Regions from separate parts of the Homo sapiens genome. Here region 1 is linked to region 2. The links are chromatin contacts, found by Hi-C or POLR2A ChIA-PET in ENCODE. All regions are on one chromosome and are shown on one strand. The core of a region is the stretch at or near the end of the contact, and the rest is flanking DNA. Distances in the headings are between cores, read along the strand shown.

Evidence for each region. Hi-C counts contacts between places; a loop is a spot of excess contacts on that map. ChIA-PET counts read pairs that join two places held with the same protein, here RNA polymerase II (POLR2A). Pooled maps may share reads with other maps.
Region 1: a pooled map shows a loop between it and region 2 (5-fold over the local background). The contact joins two enhancer-like sites. A Hi-C loop is called at or near these places in 8 of 37 single-sample maps with no recorded cell type and 5 of 50 pooled maps. POLR2A ChIA-PET finds 5 or more read pairs at or near these places in 1 of 52 experiments (PC-9).

The regions. Positions count from the first base shown.
Region 1 is chr6:63,684,336-63,687,035 of GRCh38, forward strand. It overlaps PHF3 (PHD finger protein 3), which reads left to right. Exons shown (of 16, transcript NM_001370348.2): 4 at 1-1,576. Among named protein-coding and RNA genes, the nearest start is that of PHF3, 50 kb to the left of the region's middle. RefSeq lists an enhancer at 1,273-1,642. Within about 2 kb of position 1,281, at least 4 of the 41 ENCODE cell types and tissues checked have a DNase peak (open chromatin) inside an H3K27ac peak, as active enhancers do.
Region 2 is chr6:63,503,672-63,506,627 of GRCh38, forward strand. It overlaps a transcript of LGSN not described here. Among named protein-coding and RNA genes, the nearest start is that of PTP4A1, 67 kb to the right of the region's middle. RefSeq lists an enhancer at 1,007-1,146. Within about 2 kb of position 1,285, at least 2 of the 41 ENCODE cell types and tissues checked have a DNase peak (open chromatin) inside an H3K27ac peak, as active enhancers do.

The DNA of each region.
Region 1 (2,700 bases), core at 31-2,530, 180 kb after region 2:
GACAAATTGAAGTGGTACCTGAAGTATCAGTGTCTTCAAGTCATTCTTCAGTGTCATCTTGTCTTGAAATGAAGGATGAAGATGGATTAGATTCTAAGCATAAGTGTAATAATCCGGGAGAAATAGATGTGCCATCTCATGAATTAAATTGTTCACTTCTTTCAGAGACTTGTGTTACTATTGGAGAAAAGAAAAATGAAGCTTTGATGGAATGTAAAGCCAAGCCTGTTGGTAGTCCATTGTTTAAGTTTTCAGATAAAGAAGAACATGAACAAAATGATTCCATTTCAGGTAAAACGGGTGAGACTGTTGTTGAAGAAATGATAGCAACAAGAAAAGTTGAACAAGATTCAAAGGAGACAGTAAAATTATCCCATGAAGATGACCATATTCTTGAGGACGCTGGATCTTCTGATATTTCTAGTGATGCTGCTTGTACAAATCCAAATAAGACAGAAAACAGCCTTGTAGGTTTGCCTAGTTGTGTAGATGAAGTGACTGAATGTAATTTGGAATTGAAGGATACCATGGGTATTGCTGATAAAACTGAGAACACCCTTGAAAGAAATAAAATTGAACCGTTGGGTTATTGTGAAGATGCGGAGTCTAATAGGCAGTTGGAGAGCACTGAGTTTAATAAATCAAACTTAGAGGTGGTTGATACTAGTACTTTTGGACCGGAAAGTAATATCTTGGAAAATGCTATTTGTGATGTGCCTGACCAAAATTCAAAACAGTTGAATGCTATAGAAAGTACTAAAATAGAGTCCCATGAAACAGCAAACCTTCAGGATGACAGAAACAGCCAGTCAAGTAGCGTTTCTTACTTAGAGTCAAAAAGTGTAAAATCCAAACATACAAAACCTGTAATTCATTCTAAGCAAAACATGACCACAGATGCTCCGAAGAAAATTGTTGCAGCAAAGTATGAAGTAATACATAGCAAAACTAAAGTTAATGTCAAAAGTGTGAAACGAAATACTGATGTACCAGAATCTCAGCAAAATTTTCATAGGCCAGTCAAAGTCAGAAAAAAACAAATTGATAAGGAGCCAAAGATTCAGAGTTGCAATTCTGGGGTTAAATCTGTGAAAAACCAAGCTCATTCTGTACTGAAAAAAACATTACAGGATCAAACTTTAGTACAAATTTTCAAGCCCTTAACTCATTCTTTGAGTGATAAGTCACACGCTCATCCTGGTTGCTTGAAAGAACCTCATCATCCTGCACAAACTGGACATGTATCACATTCTAGCCAGAAACAGTGTCATAAGCCTCAGCAACAGGCCCCAGCAATGAAAACCAATAGTCACGTGAAGGAAGAGCTTGAACACCCAGGCGTTGAGCATTTTAAGGAAGAGGATAAACTGAAACTGAAAAAACCTGAGAAGAACCTACAACCCCGCCAAAGAAGAAGCAGCAAAAGTTTTTCTTTAGATGAGCCACCATTGTTCATTCCAGATAACATAGCTACCATAAGAAGAGAAGGCTCTGATCATAGCTCCTCATTTGAAAGCAAATATATGTGGACTCCCAGCAAGCAGTGTGGGTTTTGCAAAAAACCACATGGCAACAGGTGTGTGTGTATGTGTGTATGAGTGATGTGTACATTGAAAATAAATTGCTTTTTTGGGGGTGGGATTAATGTGAGAATTGTTTTAAAGACATTATTTGATACACAGAGACCTGTGCAAAAACAAAAAGCTTCATCAGTCTTGGATAAATGATAGAAAGATGGATCTACTGAATTTACAAATATATCATCCTAGAACATTTAAAAAAGCATAGTCTGGCCAACAGCTGACATACATGGAAATATTTTGTCATTGTCACAGGTTAGACAGTGTAATTTAGCCACTGCATCTGCAAAAAAGCCAAACACTTCCTGGTAATTGGAAAATTGTTATACTGCTTTGGGTCTGTAAGTTATATATTAATTCATTTGGTGTGAGAAGAACTAGTAATAAAGTATGAAGGTCATAATGGAAATTCTATTTTTCTTTTGAAGTTTTTTTTTTTCTTAAAATGAAACATATTAAAGAACACCATTTCATAACTATCAAACTTTATCTTGCAGTGAAATTTGACAGCTAAACAATTGTTAGATTACCCAGGTCAACATGAAATAGAGTGAAAAACGTATTTCTTTTTTTGAATGTTTTAAATAATTTTTTGTGAATTCTAGTCTTTTTAAAATTTGAGATGATTTTAGCACTGACTTTCATCATTCTTTCTAGTATTCAGTGATTTGTAGTTTTATGACACTGCACCCCTCAATCCCCAATGTGTTTTTTGTTAGCTTTTTAAGAAAAGGAAAGCAAGAGATGAAGTGGAGTTTGCAGCTACCAGATTATTCTGTTCAAGTGTTCATATTGCTGTTGGAACTTCTTTCAATGCTGATATGATAAAAGAACATTATAATTTGTATATTATATTCTTCTTATCCTTATTCATGAAAGTGTGCTAGAGTGATTTTTCCCAGCACTATCTTAGTACATAAAAATGAAGCTCTTTAGGGAGGGACAATTTAGTAAAGTGTGTTGTAACATATTATTTTGGTGGTGTTAGGGTGATTGGGGAGATCGGAAAGGAGATGTTGGGGCTATTGTGTAAAATAAGTTTTATGTCAAAGTATTTCTTCATTTGTGATCCAGCCCGTGGCCTATTTTTAGCGTCAAGGGTTAGTTTATAACAATATAT
Region 2 (2,956 bases), core at 35-2,534:
TGGGAGGGCGAGGCTGGTGGATTGCTTGAGCCCAGGAGTTTGAGACCAGCCTGGGCAACATGGTGAAACCCCGCCTCTACTAAAAATACAAAAAATTAGCCGGGGACAGTGGCACCTGCCTCTAGTCTCAGCTACTCAGGAGGCTGAGGTGGGAGAATCACCAGAGCCTGAGGGGTCAAGGCTGCAGTGAGCCAAGATCACCCCACTGCACTCCAGCCTGGACAACCAGAGTGAGACCCTGTCTCAAAAAAACCAAAACAACAACAACAATGACAAATATATAAAAATTTATATGCAAATAGTAACAACAATAATAATAAAATTATAATTCCCTCTAAAAGAAATGTGATGTTATTAGGAAAGAGAAATGAATGCTGAACAGTCACACATTAAAGATGCTCAATACACCATCCTTAACCATTTTTTTTATAAATACCTCACCTATTTTCAACCCATATTTAATAAAATAAAAATCTTTTTTTTTGAAACAGAGTTTTGTTCTTGTCACTCAGGCTGGAGTGCAGTGGCGATCTCGGCTCACTGAAGCCTCTTCCTCCCTGGTTCAAGCGATTCTTTTTTTTTTTTTTTGAGACAGAGTCTCGCTCTGTTGCCCAGGCTGGAGTGCAGTGGTGCAATCTCGGCTCACTGCAAGCTCCGCCTCCCACGTTCACACCATTCTCCTGCCTCAGCCTCCCGAGTAACTGAGACTACAGGTGCCCACCACCACGCCCAGCTAATTTTTTGTATTTTAGTAGAGACAGGATTTCACAGTGTTAGCCAGGCTGGTCTCGAACTCCTGACCTAGTGATCCACCAGCCTTGGCCTCCCAAAGTGCTGGGATTACAGGCGTGAGCCACTGCACCCAGCCTCAAGTGATTCTTGTGCCTCAGCCTCCCGAGTAGCTGGGATTACAGGCGTGCACCACCATGCCCGTCTAATTTTTTGAATTTTTAATAGAGACAGGGTTTTGCCACGTTGCTGAGGCTGATCTCAAATTCCTGTCCTCATGTGATCCACCCACCTCGGTGTCCCAAAGTGCTGGGATTACAGGTGTGAGCCACCACACTCAGCTGAAAATCATTTTTTATGACCATTCTGAAAACCCAAGAAGCTCCTTATCAATGCTTGATAATTGCAGTCACTGAAATACAGAAAGGACTAAGTGGATTTTATTCAAGCTGAGAGTTCAGAGTAGTGAAAAGCTCTTAGTGGTTCTTTAAGAATTTTCTCCCCATTTCTGAGTGGCAATACCATCAGCTGGCCTGATGAGAAAGTGGTTTGTCACACATTCTTTTGAGTCATAGTGAAAGGCATGATGGTGTCACCTAAAATTAGTAGATTAGCTATGCTTCATTTCTCATCTACACCAGGAACTGGTAAGGTTATCACCATGACCATGGCATTCCTTTTCTTCTTTATTGTCCTATATTGGCTAGAAAGCCCACCTCATCCTACATTTTGACCTTCCCTCTGCTTCCTCATTCCTGTTAGTAACTTGCTTTTTTTTTTTTTAACGTTATTGATATCTCCTCATCCACCCCCATTTTCTATCAAGCATTATAAAGTGAAGCCAAGGAATTATATGCTTTTCCTCATCTCTTTAGTTAAGAAATTCTAAAGTAAAGCCGGGCGTAGTGTCTCACATCTGTAATCCCAGCACTTTGGGAGGCTGAGGTGGGTGGATCACCTTGAGGTCAGGAGTTCAAGGCCAGCCTGGTCAACATAGTGAAACCCCGTCTCTACTAAAAATACAAAAATTAGCCAGGTGTGGCGGCACATACCTGTAGTCCCAGCTACTCGGGAGGATGAGGCAGGAAAATTTCTTGAACCCAGGAGGTGGAGGTTGCAGTGAGCCAAGAGCAGGACAGAGCAAGAATCTGTCAAAAAAAAAAAAAAAGAAAGAAAGAAAGAAAGAAAGAAAGAAAGAAAGAAAGAAAGAAAGAAAGAAAGAAAGAAAGAAAGAAATTCTGGCATTCTTTTTTGTTTTGTTTTGTTTTGTTTTGTTTTGTTTTTTGTTTCGCTCTGTCGCCCAGGCCAAAGTGCAATGGCACAGTCTCGGCTCACTGCAACCTCTTCCTTCCGAGTTCAAGCAATTCTTCTGCCTCAACCTCCCAAGTAGCTGGGACTATAGGTGTGCACCACCACGCCCGGCTAATTTTTGTATTTTTAGTCAAGACAGGGTTTCACCATAGTGGCCAGTCTGGTCTCAAACTCCTGACCGTCCACCTCATCCTCCCAAAGTGCTGGGATTACAGGCATGAGCCACTGCGCCCAGCCGTCATATTTTATTTGTAATGGGACACAGGGTATCTTCGAAGTCCTTAAAAAGAGATGTGCCAAATGTTAAACTGAGGGAGGCAGTTTTCAGTTGTTTAACTTTAGACTCATCAGGAGTAGAGTGGAAGAAATACTTTGAAAGTTATTTACATTCTTTGCTTAGGTTTTTGACATAGTGAATGGTATCTAGAAAAAGTCAAATTCAATCTTTTGGGTAGTTTTAAATAAAATAAAAATTTTGATTACATATTGATTTTTCTCATGGAAAGGAGATAAGTTCTTCTTGTTGTTGTTGGTGGTGGTGGTGTTGTTGTTGTTGTTGTTGTTGTTGTTTGAGACAAGTCTCGCACTGTCACCCAGGCTGGAGTGCAATGGTGGGATCTCGGATCTCTGCAACCTCCACCTCCCAGGTTCAAGTGATTCTCCTGCCTCAGCCTCCCAAGTAGCTGGGATTACAGGTGCCCACCACCACGCCCGGCTAATTTTTTGTGTTTTTAGCAGAGACGAGGTTTCACTGTGTTGGCCAGGCTGGTCTCGAACTCCTGACCTCGTGATCCACCCTCCTTGGCCTCCCAAAGTGCTGGGATTACAGGCATGAGCCACTGTGCCCAGCTCTTCTTGTTTTGTTGATGACACAATTTCCTTATTCATTCTGTTCACAAACAGGTTTCTATCTCTG